2 separate regions of the Mus musculus genome follow, and region 2 is linked to region 1. A link is a loop called in an ENCODE intact Hi-C map of the cell type or tissue named here. Cell type or tissue: left cerebral cortex. All regions are shown on one strand. Region 1 holds the start of Sh3bp5 (SH3-domain binding protein 5 (BTK-associated)). Region 2 overlaps Capn7 (calpain 7).

Region 1 (8,000 bases):
AGAGTGCTTGACAGATAAGACTAAGATTAGCTGAGTGCCTTAATCCCAGAACTCAGGAGGCAGAAGCTTGTGAATCTTTGTGAAGGCTAACCTGGTCTACACAGCTAGACCCTATCTCCAAAATAATAATAAAAAAGACTAATATTTAATGTTTTAATGTTTCTTAACCCGCTGAGACTAAAGGCATGTACCATCCTGCCTAGCATGAGAAAGACATTTTTAATGAAAAAGAGTCCAAGGACCATTCAGCACAGCTGTCCTGAAGAAGGACATGTGATGCCCCAGAGCGTCACAGGACTGCCCCTGAGTGTTTAGAAAATAAATCCAAGTGGCTATAAATGGAAATACCCTGAAGCTCAGCTCTGGGAGGGGAGGACCAAGGATGGGTCCCTGGTGTGTGTGTGTGGGGGGGGGGGGGAGCACAGCTTGTTTGCTAACCTGGACGTCAGGCGTGGATGACACGGGTGCAGCAATGTGACAGAGCGGCAGAGGTGAGGGTCATCCCACTTGTGTGGACAGGCGCTGGCAGGTGTCCTGACCAGAGAGGACGAGGCCAGCACAAGCCTGGCCCTACACACATTCTTGTCCTCCCTCCTGGATTTCTTCCACCGTTTTTAAAGGTTAACTACTGGGAAGCACGGAGCCTATGAGTTTTATCCAGAAAGATTTGCATCTTGAGGAAGTTGTAAGGCAGATTACAAACACCGGTGGCATATTTCGCCCACTGTGTAGGGTTAAACGAACTTTTACAGGGCAATAAAATTAAACACCAACGGAATCTTTAAGCAAAGCATTTCACAAGATTTTGGCTAAGGCATCCCACCTGTGTTAATCAGACTTTTAAGAATTATTATTTTTTTTGTTCTGCCTGCGTGTATGTTGTGTACCACGTGTGTGCCTTCTAGCCAACAGAGGTTAGAAGAGAGCATCAGGACCCCCTGCAAATTCAGTTTCAGACAGTTGTTAACTACCATGTAGTCCTGGGAACCTAACCTAGATCCTCTTGAAACAGCAGTTCTCAACCTATCTATAGGTTGAGACCCTTTGGGGGGGTGCATATCAGATATCCTGCATAACAGATATTTACATTATGATTCACAACAGTAGCAAAATTAATTATGAAATAGCAATGAAAATAATTTTATGGTTGGGGTCACCACAACATGAGGGGCTGTTTTAAAGGCTCAGCGTTAGGAAAGTTGAGCACTGTCCTAGAGATGATTACGCAGTGCCGTCTCTCCAGCCCTAATCATCACTGTGACAAGTGCATGAGAGAAATAACTTAAGTAAGGGAAGATTTACTTTAGCTCCTAGTTTTAGTTCATGGTTGGCTGGCCCTGCTACCTTGGGCCTGAGGCAAGCCTTGAACATCATGGTTGCAGGCAGAGATGATGGAGGAGGCTGTTCACCTCAGGGTGACTGGGAGGCAGAGAGGACTAAGGGGATCGCTCCCCAGTGACCCACTTTCTTCAACCAGCCTCCGACTTCCACAGCTTCATTACCTTCCAACAGTCTAGTCAGGTCCTGGGTTCATCTATGGCTCAGTCCACTGACGGAGGCAGAACTTACATGTGTGGATCACTTGCCCAAAGCCCCACCTCAGAACAATGCTCGATTCAGGACCTAGCTTTGAGCTGTCTGGGGATGCTTCCCAGCTGAAGCACAATAGCATCTTTGCCCACACTGGGAGGCGGGTGACTGGAGCCCTGCCAAGCAGAGCCACTTTGACACAGATAAGCCACTGACCTCGTGGAGCCTCTGAAAGTCTGACAAGGATTGTCATCCTTGAAACAGATTACAGACAGAGAATTAGAAAGCTGCTTTCTCCACCAATAACACAATATGATCAGGCAGTAGGTGCTTTCCAAAAATGACAAAAACGCAGATCCAGACAAGAATCATCACAGCACACATTATCTGGGGCGTTTCAAACTGTAGTTAAGCTCAAAGTGTTTAAAATGGCCACCAAGATCCCTGCCAGAAATACGCGTGCCAACCTTGAATAGCCCACAGGGTGCTGGGGAAGGGGTAGCCATCTGCTGTTTTGAGTTCTGGCTGTGTAGCTCAGGCTGGTCTAGAACTTGTGATACTCTGGGGTTTGCCTCAGGTTATGGACTGGAGGTTTTGGGTCCTGTGCTGAACTCTTAACTCCTAATAGTCTTAGGAAGTGACAAGGCCAGGAGGGTAGGAGGTCTGAGCAAATGGGACTAATATACTTCTTAAAAAAGACCTCAGAGATTTTCTAAGGCTTTCTTCCTGACATAAAAGTTTGTTGAGCAGTTGGAAGTCCACAAGCCCAGGAGGGCCCTCCTCAGAACCTGACTTTGCTGTGATTTCTGGCCTACAGAGTTAGAAGTGGGTGCCATTTAGAAACTGTGGTATTTTGACATAGCCACCCTCCCCAACAACGGTCCTTCCTTTGGAGTAGTTAGCAAACTGTTTCCTGCTGCCTGGTGGAGTTACTCCTGTATGTCTGAGAACTTGTAATATAAAGGGTTTGTCACTCTGTGCGTGTGGTACACCTTGGTGGCAGCATCGGGGATGGGTGTGTGTGTGTGCACCAGCCGGGCAGTGGTGACACATGCATTTAATCCCAACACTAGAGACAGCCAGGTGGATCTCTAAGCTCCAGGCTAGCCTGGTCTACAGAGCAAGTTCTAGGACAGCCAGGGCTACACAGAAAACTCTGTCTCCTCCCCATCCCACCAAGGAAGCCAAAATGGTGGTGTGTGTGTCTATAATCTCAGTGCTTCAGAACCAGAGGCAGTGTGACTATATATACAGTGTTAGCTGTATAGTGAGCTCTACAGGAGGAGTGCCTGATTAAAAATGCAGCACATGGGAGTCTACCTTTGGAAAATCAGAAGGTCGAGGCCAGTCTGAGCTGATAAGAGCTTGACACCAGCCTGGGCCGAGGTTGTTTCAAACAAACAAAATGAGTGAGTGGGAAGTCAGTAGACAGACCTAATACGGGAAACTGTTGGAAGGGAACACAGGGTCAGGCTTTTCCAGAGGGGAGATTGAAGCACGGGAGGCCTGTGGTACACGTGAGATTCTCTGGTACTGGCTTTGAAGAAGACTGACCAGTTGAGAAAGAGGACAGATACCCCTTTGCTTTGCTTCTGAGGTGGGGGAAAAGGCAGGATCACAGGCTCCGAGAACAACTCTCTCAAGCAAAGCTGTCCTCCAAACTCCCTCTACAAAGTATCCACTTTGCTCAGGGCATCTGACCAGGTAGTCCCTGACCTCACAGTGGCCCTAGCACCTGTAAACGTTCAGAGAAACCTGTCCACTGTTAGCCCTTTTGTGATGCCCAGTTGGCTAGGCAAGCTCTAGCTTGGTGATGTTGGGCAGAACCACATAGTTCCTACACTGGGCAAGCTTTGCCACGAGCAAGCAGGGCAATCTCTTTAAAAAGCCGCCCGATCCATAGATTTCCCCCCCCGCCCCCCCCAGCTCCATGGGCTCTTCGTGCATTCAGAATATCCAGGAAAGCCCTAAGAGCTCATGCCTTCGCTTGCCGAGCTTTGCCCAGCAGACTCCAGGCTATGATGTCCACTCGGTGGCTGGACCTGGCTAGCCATCCTCTGTCTGCTGTACAGACAAGATTAGGGTAGAGTTCCCTTTTCTGTGACTCCAAATAGACACAAAGGTAGCTTTGAAGAATGGAAATCACCCGAACTTTCCTTCTGTGCCTTGATCTGCTTCACTGGAGGCAGGAGGAAACTACCTTAAGGCGGCCCACGCTCGGGCTGGTGAGCCACTGGGCGGCACCTCTCCTAGTGGCCATGGCCGGGACTCCAGTGCACTGGGCTTTTTGTGACAGAGTGTCGGGTGACACAGGCTATCACGGCGGCCTGGGCAAAGTGGGTGCGGTGTACTGCGGGCCGCTGCAGACAGGGGGCAGCCGCGCCCACTTCCTCTGCCACTCCGCACTCGCCGGCGGAGCACCCGGGGTGGCAGCGCTGCGCGCTCAGACCTACCCGGCTGCGGCGAGGTGGCCCTCGGTGCGTCCGGATCCCACCGTGCGCTTTGCGACCCGGCTGCGGCGCGTTCGGCTGCCCGCATGGACACGGCGCTGAAACGGAGCCGCTCTGACGAGCCGGCGGAGCTCCCGCCGCCTGCCCGGGAGGTGGAGGAGAAAGAGGAGGAGGAAGAGAGGATGGAACAGGGCCTGGAGGAGGAGGAGGAAGAGGTGGACCCCCGGATCCAGGTAGGACGCGTGACAGGAGCCCACAGCCGCACCCCACCAGGGCTACCGTGGAAGTCGGCATCTAACGCAGACACATGCCTTACAGCCTCGCGTGTTCGCGGTCGCGGGGTGGGGGCTGCCTAAATTCAGGATCTTCACCAAGGGTTGGAACACCCCATTTCACGGTCTCCCTGCGGAAGGCTTCGGTGCCCGCGTGAACGCGGCCTGATTATTGCGGGGATCCCTGCAGACCCTCGGCCCAACCCGAGGGTCCCTACTACACGACCAGCTGTTCAGGCGGATTGCAACAAAGGAAAAAGGGGGCGGGGGCCCCGAGCGGAGTCGGGGTACCTCAGCGCCACGCTTGGAGCACTGCACAGCCTCGGGGCTGCAGCGCAGCGTTATCCCACCTGCGTGGATGCAGACATCGTGGTGGGCGAGCAGGGCAAGGTGGCTGTCGCTTGCCCCTGTAGTGTGGGCTGCACCGGTGTGGGGTGCCTCGTGAGCCCTCACCTGGCCTGGGCTGCCGTCCTCTTCATTGTCAACACATGGTGGGCGTCGTTGCCGTTGCCACCGTTGGCACTGTGTTGCACTTGGCCTGAGACTGTTTAAAACCCTCCTTTTCCTTGTGAGGTCAGTGTGAACGTCCACCAGGGACAGCTGCTGCGCAAAGCCGACGCGTGGAGGCAGGGAAAGCAGAGAATGCCTGGCTTTCTGTGCCTCCATTTCCAGGAGAGAGAGTTAAAAAACAATTTCCAGGAGTGACAGCTTAACCTCTTCACCTTCCTAAGCACAAAGCAAATTCCTTTTCATGACCCGTTTTGTACCCTTTCCATAAATCATTTTTTAAAAAATAGCTATTAAACATACTTTGCAATTTCTGGATCCATAATTGGTTTTAAGTGCACAGATAAAGAAAAAAAAAGAGCCTGCTTTAAATTCATCAGTTTGGCTTAAATTAATTATTTTGTCAAGTCAATACACTAAAGATCAGTAAGAAAACCTCCTCATTGGTTATTCTGTTAATTCGGGCCCTGGGCTTGGATTACAGAATCTTGTGGATTTGGTGTGGAATTTTGTTAGCAAGACCTTTGTTCACAGAGCAAAGATGAGCTGAACGAGGATGAGTTAACTCATGTTGGCTACTTACAAAATGTCAGACTGCAAATGTTTAAAAGAGGTAGGGTTACAGTCAGTTAACCAACACCCCAGTTAGGCAGGGCAAATAGTTCGCAGTTAGAAAAAAAAAAAATCATCTCTTTATAGGGAGATAGCCCATGATGAGTTAATGCTGGAAGTCTGCCTTTGGCTGGGCTGCACTGGCCGTATTGTCCTGTTCTGATTTCCTCGAAAAGTTCTTTCCTAAAGCAAAGGGTGCTGTTTTGACTGGGTTAAGTTACTGTTTATGACAGATGAGTTCACCTGAAAGAAAAAAAAAAAGAACAATGACTTTTCAGAGAAAGATAAATCTGTAGGACTTTAAAGGCGTCCAAAAAAAAAAGGACACAGCCTACAACAGGTTTTAGGCTTTTGTCTTTTAGCCGAGCCTCAGCTGTCTTCTTGAGGAATGAACCGACTTGCATCATTCAGGGATGACCTTCCAGTTGTAAACTAAGTTACACTAAAAACAAAAGCCCAGCCCTTCTAATTTCTCTCTCTCTCTCTCTCTCTCTCTCTCTTCATTAGGGAGAACTGGAGAAGTTAAATCAATCCACGGATGATATCAACCGACGGGAGACTGAGCTTGAGGTACAGGGAGCTGGGGCACTGTTCTGGGGTGAAACAGTGTCAGTCACCTTTGACCCTGGGCTGGTTAATTTTGTTTTAATAGCTGGAGGGCGACTGCAGGAGGCCCTTGCTTGGAGGTTGAGCAACAGCATGTGTGGACAGTAAAATACACTCAGTCCAGGCTGTGGGCAGAGCCTGGATCCAATTTCATGTGCTGTTTTTCATTGTGGAGGCTCCATTGGGGCCAGAATCAAGGGCTGAGCAGAGTATTAAACAATGCTTTAGGCTCCAAATATTCTGGGATCTGTGGAAAGGCTAAAAGAATTTCGATTTAGCCAAACACTTTAATGGAGTTTACATCTCTCAGTATTTTATTTAGGGTGGCTCCTTCCATTCATGCTTGGAGCTGCTATGGTTCCCTCAGACTTAAGCCAGATATTTTACTTCCCATTCTAACAATTCACCTTTCTGATTCCCCCCTCATTTATTTACTGTCAGCGTGAGCAGAATGTAATGATCTTAATGGTAACAAAAAGCTGTTTAGGCTGGGAAGGGCTTTCCTGCTGGGAAAAATTTTGGAAGATAAGATCTTGATTTGAACTTGAGAATGTTTCAGCCTTCCTGTAAACAAGTTCGGGTTCTTAGAAGCCACCAATTTCTAAGTAGTGGTTGGGGTTACTTGCCAGTGGGAGCATACCCCTGTGAGTGACTGTCACAGCTAAGGGACTTCAGAGGGCTGCGGTAAGAACCTATTTCTTGAAGTAGAAAGAACAAGACGAGCCTAAGGAGAAAGCAGAGAACATCAGGCCCCTCAGAGCCAGGGTGTGGGGAAGAGGAAAATACTTCACTGGAAGTTCACTGGCAGCCTGCTTTCTGATAGCATATAGCCTTGAACTCACTGATCTGTGCGTGGCGGTGGGTACTAATGTTGCTCTGGGCTGTGTGAAGGCTTATCTATTACTAACTCCCATTCTGACCTAAGTAAGAAATTGGAGAACTGTTTATGAAGTTGGGCAATTGAAAACTCTCAGAAGCTCACATTTCTAATGCATTAAACAAACAAACAAACAAACAAACAAAATCTCTGCCAATTTTAGGGGGAAACGTTCCCCTAAGGTTTCATTTGGTCCTGCCACAACAGCCCAGAGCTGGGCAGTTGGAAGCCATAAGTGGTCCTTGTGTGTGTGTGTGTGTGTGTGTGTGTGTGCGCGCGTGCATGCGCGAGTGCATGTGCATATATGTTTTAAACATTCTCATGTAGTCTTGGCTGACTTCAAAATTCAGTATGTAATGGAGGAGGGCTTTGAACTCTGGGTACATCTCTACAGACTGGGGTTACAGGCATGTGTCACTGTGTCCAGCTTCTCCAGACTCTCTCATCTCTGCACCCAAATGTATATTGACAAGTTGGAAAGATTTGTTTTTTGTTTTGAGCAGAAAGTTTGGCTTGTTTATGTTTGCAGTGTTGGAATGAAGCCCAGGGCCTTAAGCATGCTGGACAAGCACACTACCGGTGGACTTGGGAGACTGGGGTGAGCAGAAATCAGGGACAGCTGGCTAGGCAGGCTGTACACGCCTGTGATCCCAGCACCGGAGAGGAAGAGGCAGGAGGATCAGGAGGTGAAGGTCACATAGTCACAAGTAGCAAGCTGGAGGCAAACGACTCTGTCTTGTGAAAGAAAGAAAGAAAGAGAGAGAGAGAGAGAGAGAGAGAGAGAGAGAAAGAAAGAGAAAAAGGGAGGGAGGGAGGGAGGGAGGGAGGGAGGGAGGGAGAGAGAGAGAGAGAGAGAGAGAGAGAGAAAGTGAAAGTACTACTCAGGGACCACTGAGGCAGAGAACTATGGGTAAAGGAGAATGGTCTCTTGGGTTTCCAAGAGAGATGATCAACCCTGGTTTGTCTGTCCTCTTTGTTGCTTATCCACTGTTGATCACCATTCTGGGTAGAAATAAGATAGTCTCATAGCCCCATAACTCAAAGTCTCATAGCCTCATAGTTCGGTCTTCATGGCACCTGCCTTCTGGGAGTTATGTTGGTTCATTTGTTAAACTCTTTTTAGCCCCGATTTCCGAATTCCACAGA
Region 2 (8,000 bases), 71 kb after region 1:
ATTTAATTGCATTTATTAATCTACATCTCAGGAATAAACCATTATGAAGAAAATATGTTCATTCAAAATGTTACTCAAAGTAAAATACAATTTTTTTTTTTTAATTTTCCAGGCAGTTTCTCTGTGTAGACCTGGCTGTCCTGGAACTTGTTCTGTAGATCTGACCTCAAACTCAGAGATCCACCTGCCTCTACTTCCAAATTCTGGGATTAAAAGTGTTTGCCACGACTACCCAGCACAACTCACTTTTTTTTTTTTCCCAGAAAGCATAATTACTTAATTGATAAAAATATAAAAGTAGAAAATGATTTTCAGAAATAGAATTTTTTCCCTGGCACTCCAGAAGTTGAGGTCAGAGTATATGAATTCAAGATAGCCTGGGCTAGAAAGCTAGGCTAAAATGCATAGCAAGAGTCTGTCTCAGAGAAAACACTTCAAGTGATCCCACATAGAAAGCAGAGCCTGTCATAAACTCTGTTTCACTATATTTTGTCACTACATGGTTCACGGTTGACGACTCTTACCCGGACTGTGTAATGAATCGTATTCTGTTTCTCATACTGAGAAACCACTAGGGTGAAGGTGTGAGTCCCGGGCGTGGTCAGCTTTATCTTAGTCAAGTAATGAGGGCTGTTAATTCGAATCCCATCAATGTATGGAGGTGGGTCAGCTGCACAGATATCATGTTTACAGAAAAGATTTTCAAAGTCAGGATTAGCTTTGTCTTTTTAAGATACAAAAAAGCATATAAACACATTATTAACATTACCCACCCCTAATGTAGAACTAAATAAACCTTAGGCATGTTAAACTAGCTTCTTAAAGTCCCCCTAATGACTCATCTTATTTTCCTTTCGCTAATCAGTGATTTGGTAGGGATTTTTCTCAGACTTTTATAAAGGGTTGTTAACAGTGGTTTGTGTGTCTGCACACCCACCATGGAAGTCAGAGGGTAACCTGAGTCATTTCTCCCCCTCCACCATATGGGTCACAGGGACTGAATTCAGGCTGTCAGACTTGGCAGCAGACAACCTTTATCTACTGAGCCATCTCACCAGCCCATGGGCTAAGTTTTCAATTTGTGTCTCCTGTTTATTCTTTCATTAATGGAGAGCAAAACTACCTAGTGTGATGAAAATAAAACTGTACCCTAGAAGTATCCTGAAAAAAATTCACAGAAAAGAGGGCAGCACTGTTCAATTAAGAAAACATAAGAAAAAATAAACTTAAGTTTTAAAAGTAAAAGTAGTAGTAAATGTATTTCAAAGTATAAAACCATGTAAAATTTTCACTCTAGGAAAATATTTGTGTGGTTTTTTTTGTTTTTTTTTTTTTAGTTATATAATGATCAACATTTGAAAATAGCTAGCTTGGCTTGGTATGGCCCACTGGACTTCATGTGTCATGTGTCTGCAGAAGTGAGAGAGACTGACTGGTGAGGCTCAGTGCCTGTGCTGACCAGTGTAATGGTGAAGAATGCATCTTTTCCTTTATGACCAATCCTCTCCAGTCCTACCTTCCTGACAACCTTTTCTCAACAATCAAGGTCAACAATGATTACACGATGCTAAGTCCAACGGCATCTTCTCTGACCCCTTGGAGAGCAGGAGATAGAGGTGTGCTCTTTTCCTCTCCTTTGCTAAGATTCTATCAAGCCTCACTGTACCATCAATTGCTTCATCACATCCTGACTGAGTTTTCTAGTAACAGTACCAACTCCTCTGCCCAGCTACAGATGCACGTCCTGGGCATCCAGCTCTAGCTGTGGCTTTCCTCAGGATTTACAGAGTCCAGGCTTCAGATGCTGCCTCCTCCTGTGCCTGACTCATCAAGCTGGACCTCAAGCCCCCACTCAAATCAATGCCCACTTGGCATCCTTACCCGGAAGTCTTAGTGCCTCAAATCTAACAAGCCAAAAATTAACTTCCGAGTTTACTCTGTAACGAAATCTTACAATATGACCAATGCTCACCCATCTTAATAACTACTACAGCTTGGTTTTACTTAAACCCCAGAATCAGCCTCCATCAGCTCAGGAACTCCTTGTACAATCCTACTGAAATTCAAATCTGTCCTCTTGGTCTTACTCTACAACTACCCAAGGTCAAGTCACCAGCATTTCTCAAATAAAACTGCCTCATTTGGGGCTGTAATAAATGCTTAGAAGAAACCAATGCTCTTAAAAAGACAAAATCAGACCATGTCATTTTACCTCTGTTCCCTTTTTGATGCTTTATAAACCTTGGCACATTTTAGAAATTAAGTTCTGATGATTATGTACAAAAGTATATAAGCCTAAATTTTAAGAGTTTCAAAATTAAAACGTTTTACATATACATCAACCTAAATACCCAGTATGCTTTGCTGGGTTTTGTTAGTCTACCAGCATAATTATAATTGATTTCTGCATGCCATCTACATAAGCCTTTCCTCTCCAGCTCAGTGTCTGAGAATGCGGCAGCATGTGCTCAGCAGGGCTTACCTGGGTAGTAAACCTTCTTGCCATCAGTCTTGTACACAACCATTGTGATAAACTCACGGTTATTTGCGAAGTCATCCTAAAATCACAGAGAATCCACAGTGGTTAGGAAAACGGACTCAAGATGTTCTCTATTCTAAGTGTTTAGAAAACTAATTTTCAAGAGCACCTCAGCTATTTAGTTCTACAGAAGCCATATTTTTCTGAATAAATGACTACTATGTAAATGATTAAGATTATAATTAGCCTTTCTACAATCAAAACTAATGACCTACTTTTCAAATCTCTTCCAGAATATAGTAATCTTAGTAAGTTTTAAAGAATGTATCAACCTTCATGTTCTCATTGAAAAGCAAGCTCCTCCTTTAGAGAATCTGAATAAGACTTCAGTATCTAATTATAAAATAAGGAAATTTACCCTGGGACCAAATAAAGCCCTCTCCAATCCACTGGACCAGTAAAAAAATAAAAATAAGACAAAATCTAAAATATAAATAAAATAAAATCTACCTAATGATACTCATTTACTTGAGAAAACATTTTCAGAGCACTTATATAAATGGAAATGAATAGTGATAAAATTATGGACCTAACAGTTAATTATATTTGAAAGAATTTCTGAATTGTGGGTGTGTTATTAGAAGGATATCTGTACCTTGTCTGTTATGTGTCTACTAAGCAAAACCCAAACTGCAGCACCCCCTTGTGGACACTGCACCTCCAATTTGTACTGGGGGTTGTTGGCCAGGCTATAAGCATCTTTCACAGGTCCTTGTTTAGCATCCCAAGTACTAAAAATAAACAAAAAGACATCAATGGTTAAATTTCTCATGCAGGTAAACATTTTAAAAATAAATATTTTTGATATTTTTTAATTTTAGAAGTATGAATGTTTGGCCTATGTATGTTTGCTTGGTGCCTACAGAGTTCAGAAGAGGGCATCAGATCCCCCAGAATTATTTGCACATGGCTGCCAGTCACTTTGTGGGTGCTGGGAACTGAACCTGGGTTCTCTGCAGGAACAAGAACTTTTAACTGTTCAGCCATCTCTCCTGTTCATGGCTAACCTTTTAAATACTACTTTAGATAGTGATGTGTTTCAAATGCAATTAAGCTATCAGGATTGTTTATTTATTATTTATTATTATTGATTGATTGATTGAGATAGGGCTTCTCTGTGTAGCCCTGGCTGTTCTAAAACTCACTCTGTAGACCAAATTGACCCTGAACCCAGAAATCTGCCTGCCTCTGCCTCCCAAGAGCTGCGATTAAAGGCGTGCACATAACAGCTATCAGGATTTTTGTTTTATCCTTTAAAAAGTTTTTGGTGTAATAAAGTAGTAAAAAAAAAAATGGCTACTGGCAATGACCAAAAGAGGGGTTGATGATCCTCCTGATTTGGTCACTATTTGAGAATTGTGATGTGGGGAACAGGCACTGCAAAGGCAGCTTGTGGTTAAGAGCATGTACTGCTGCTGCAGATAGATAACCACAGCTCAGTTCCCAGCACCCACCCTGGGCGGCTTACAATTGTCTATAACTCCAGCTCCAGAGCACCCAACGCCCTCTTCTAGTCTCCCAGACACCTGTACTCATGGACAAAGCCCCATTCCTATCTCCACATAATTTTTAAAAAATTTTAAATCTTTCAAATGTAGAGAATATTATAAAGCATAGTCTAAAATGTATAAAAACTTACCTGTGAATGCAAGTTGATTCTTTAAAAAGAGCTGGATTCCAACTCAAATAAACTACATCATAATACTGGCAAAGATCATCCCAGGAAATCCAAAATATTCCTAAAAATTAAATGTCTTTGTTAATCTAAAAGGAATTAGCAATAAACAACTTAAGCAAGCTGGAAGAAGTTCAATGGTTAAGAGTACCTGGCTACTCTTCAAAGGGCCCAGATTCTCTCCCAGCACCCACATGATGACTAGCAATGTTTTCTAATTTAAGTTTTAGGGATCCACCTCTAAGGGCACCAAGAACACACAGAGTGCAAGATATGCATGTAGGCAAACACCTATATACATCAAATAAAATAAAAATAAAATAAAAGAGGCTGTTGAGACTGTCTAAGTACATCTCATCTTGAAAACAGGTTATTTAAAATGACACTGAAGGCTACTGAAGCTACAGGGTTAGCTCAGGGGTTAAAACACTCGCTGCTCTTGTGGAGGGCATGGATTTGGTTTCCAGAACCCACACTGTGTCTAGTTCCAGGGGACCTGGCGCCCTCTTTTGACTTCTGCAGGCACTGTACATATGTGGTGCACATACACAGACGTAGGCAAAACACAAACATAAATAGACAGACTGGGGAGTTGGCTTCCTGCACAAGCATGATGCCCTGAGCTCTGTCTCCAGCACTCACACAGAAGCTGGGATACCAGTGTGTGCTGGGAAGGCAAAGACAGCTGGAGCCTGGGGTCTTGCTGGCCAGACAAGTTAGCCCGTCGGTGAGCTCCTTGCTGAGTGGAAGGGAAGATGCCTATTGTTGAACCGTGGCCTCCATGTGCATACACACGGATACACTTGTACACATCCATGTGCATATACACGTATACACTTGTACGCCCTTCACACTCCTAAAATGGCAGTAAATTACAGACACACTTACCATTATCTATTTTCTGAGCTGTTCGTGGATCAAAGTTTAAATACTTCTGCAATTCTGGGGTCCAGTTTTTCACATCATTCTCACTGTACCTTCCTTTCCAGCGTAAATGGCTCCAAGGGTTTTTTAACTGAATAAATCTCAGCCCCTGTATTAAGAAACAACAAAACAAAACGATTAACAACAAAGAGATTTACCACATACTTATATACTCTTATATATAGTTATAATACTCTTAGAATGAACTTTAATTACTTAAGACTTAATAAAGGGGGAACATGAAAGAGTAGAAAATTCTGCTAAACTTTTCAGAGGCATATCTCAGGCATCAGAAACATCAAGAGCATATGGCTGCAGATACTTACTGGTAAACAGAAAAACAGCAAGTTAACCCAGAATAGAGGAAGAAATGAAAGAGAATTTTAGAAACCTTGGCATATGCTGCAACATCCCAGTTCTAGCTATTCCCAGCAAAGGAGAAAGCCTTAGATAGGGAAGAAATACTGTAAGGCTGTGTGGACTGAAAAGCAAAGCATGAACCACAGATGAGCCTGAGAGTAAAGTAAGGAACACTCCCTCCAGGAAAAGACATAGAAATGACTCAAAGGAGTAGGGAAAACTGAAATGAAGATCGCAGATTGTGCAAGAATGTTACACGCACACACGCATGCACGCATGCATGCACGCACGCACGCACGCACAAATAGGAATGTATTAATATAAGAAAATCCTAAGTGGAAAAAGTCACAAATGAGATTGTAGCTTTAAGACTATATACAAAAAAAAAGTATTGTAGGCCTAGTAACATAAATGTAAAGTTGGGAGGACACAGTGGCATATGCCTTTTAATCTTAGCACTTGAAAGGCAGAGGCAGACAGCTCTCCAAGTTCCAGGCCAACTAGAGCAACACAGGAACACATCCTGCTAAAAAGAAGAAAAAAGGAGGAGGAAGAGGATGAGGACAAGGAGGGAAAAGGAAGGAGGAGGGAGGGAAGGAGGGAGGGAGGAAGGAAGGAAAATGTCAGATTTGAGAAAAAAGTCAGATTTGAGTAAATGTTTCAAAGATTAAATACAGCAGAAACGAAACGACACAGTAAAGGAAGGACCCAGGAAAGGTTCAGACTCAGACATAGAGAACCCTAGTTAAAGCTTCAATTTTAACACACAGCAAGGCTGTGGGCAAAGATCAACCTTGACAGCACAAGGTTCACATACAAATTTAAAATGGAGCACTCCATAGGCTACAAAATCTGCTCCAGCTGGGTAACAATGCTACAGTCTGCAACTTGAAAGTACTATTAATGAAATATATTACTGGACCAGAGTTTATTTTGTTTACATATACTCCAGTAAAGAATGTCTTTACAGAATCACAGTTAGGAAATCACTACTATGCAACTCATGGCGGATAATTTGTAACTAGAAAGTCTGTTGTTTATCTGTACAAAGTTAAGTCACATGCAGTGTGAAGATGCTATCTTCCTCTTCACACTGCACTGACACCACACAGGAGACTAACAAGAAAAGGAGCTCAGGACTGTAGAGCAACCACTAACCGCAGCACTCCTGTGTGTAGAAAACTACAGTCTAAAGGAAAGCACACCTTTCAGCTTTCCTACTTTACACTATTTGTACTTTAAGGAATCAATTTTGTTGCCATGTTTAAGGAAATACACAATTTTATATAGCACATATGGGGCTGGAATCCTGCCTAATTGAAGACCAAATCTATGACCTCATGCCTGCTAGTCCAGTGGAATCATAAAGTTTAACCGTTGTGGCAGGCTCATACTGCCTCCCATTCCTATACAATCATGTGTCACAACAGCACTTGGCCAGAGATGGACCTTATGTACCACAGTGAACACACAGAGTTATAGTTCCTGAAAATTCCTGCTGCTTAGTGACATCACAGCCATCCTAATGTCAGAGTGCATTACACACATTTGTAACTAAATAAACCAGACGGCTTGTTTGATTAGAACTGAACTCAACACAATTACTGGCCAAAATACTATGAATAACAGTTAAGTATTATGTATTTGCTGTTTGAAATTACATATCCCAGAGAAACTTATGTAGCCTAGGCTGGCCTTTAATTTGCTCCCTATCCTGTCTCTTGAGTTCTAGAATTTTATCTTTTATTCACCTCTTTTTTAATGTATGGTTTTCTTTTATTGTGAGGCTTACAAACCCATTGTACTGTCAACTGTCAAGAGTGTAGTATAGCACATGTAATCATGTACAGTGAACAATACCTAATAATGACAAATATTTATGGCACAATTTACACACTCTCTGTATTTGGGGGGAGGGGTTGTTAGTATTTTAGAATATACTTCTACTGAGGAAAAAAAAAGCCAGACATGGTGGCACATACCTGTAATCCCAGTACTTGGGAGTTGGGAGGCCGGGCAGATGGGTTATGAGTTCAAGGCCAGCCTGGGATACATGGCAAAACCCTGTCTCAAAAAAAAAAAGCCTTAACTGTAAAACTGTATGCCTTAAGCTAACAACAGCTTCACATATCTTGTGTCTCCTGTTGCGCCATTTTCTCTTGTGTTTGATTTAATCTTGTATTTCTTCCTGAAGGCCCTAGGAGCAAGACAGACAGACAGACACAATATTGCCTAGCTGTGTAGTAGACCATATCGTCTAGGCTTTGGATATACACTATTATGTCTGCATAACAACAAAATCACAAATTTCTTGGATTATATCCTGGGACTAAATGACCTATTTCTGTATGCCAACTTAATTAACACCAAGTTTAATTAACAAATAATGAGTACTGTTTTAGCTGAATGACCACGTCTCTCTGTTCAATTAGGGCATTTGATAATACTTGTGTCTTCTAGTGCAGAGAACTCATCAGCTGTTCATTCAAAAATGACAATAAC

The links. A loop is a pair of places that touch in the nucleus more often than their neighbours do. Peaks named below come from ENCODE experiments on the same cell type or tissue, not always from the same donor. Only the 100,000 strongest peaks of a DNase experiment are listed, where the experiment ranks them.
Region 2: a loop joins it to region 1, with 2.6 times the contacts of the local background. A loop is called at or near these places in 2 of 42 quality-filtered maps.

The regions. Positions count from the first base shown.
Region 1 is chr14:31,432,024-31,440,023 of GRCm38, reverse strand. Sh3bp5 (SH3-domain binding protein 5 (BTK-associated)) reads left to right here and starts at 3,924. Exons shown (of 9, transcript NM_011894.3): 1 at 3,924-4,213; 2 at 5,879-5,941. The coding sequence starts at 4,067. Gm35907 (a long non-coding RNA gene) reads right to left here and starts at 4,790. Exons shown (of 4, transcript XR_383329.4): 1 at 4,706-4,790. In left cerebral cortex, CTCF peaks have their summits at 3,847 and 4,834; DNase peaks (open chromatin) are centred at 1,692, 3,872, 4,791 and 6,040; H3K4me3 peaks cover 3,413 bases; H3K27ac peaks cover 3,386 bases.
Region 2 is chr14:31,360,726-31,368,725 of GRCm38, reverse strand. Capn7 (calpain 7) reads right to left here. Exons shown (of 21, transcript NM_009796.3): 13 at 5,103-5,247; 14 at 4,179-4,278; 15 at 3,135-3,270; 16 at 2,483-2,558; 17 at 525-670. Among named protein-coding and RNA genes, the nearest start is that of Capn7, 28 kb to the right of the region's middle. In left cerebral cortex, CTCF peaks have their summits at 3,185 (motif pointing left) and 4,488; a DNase peak (open chromatin) is centred at 3,180.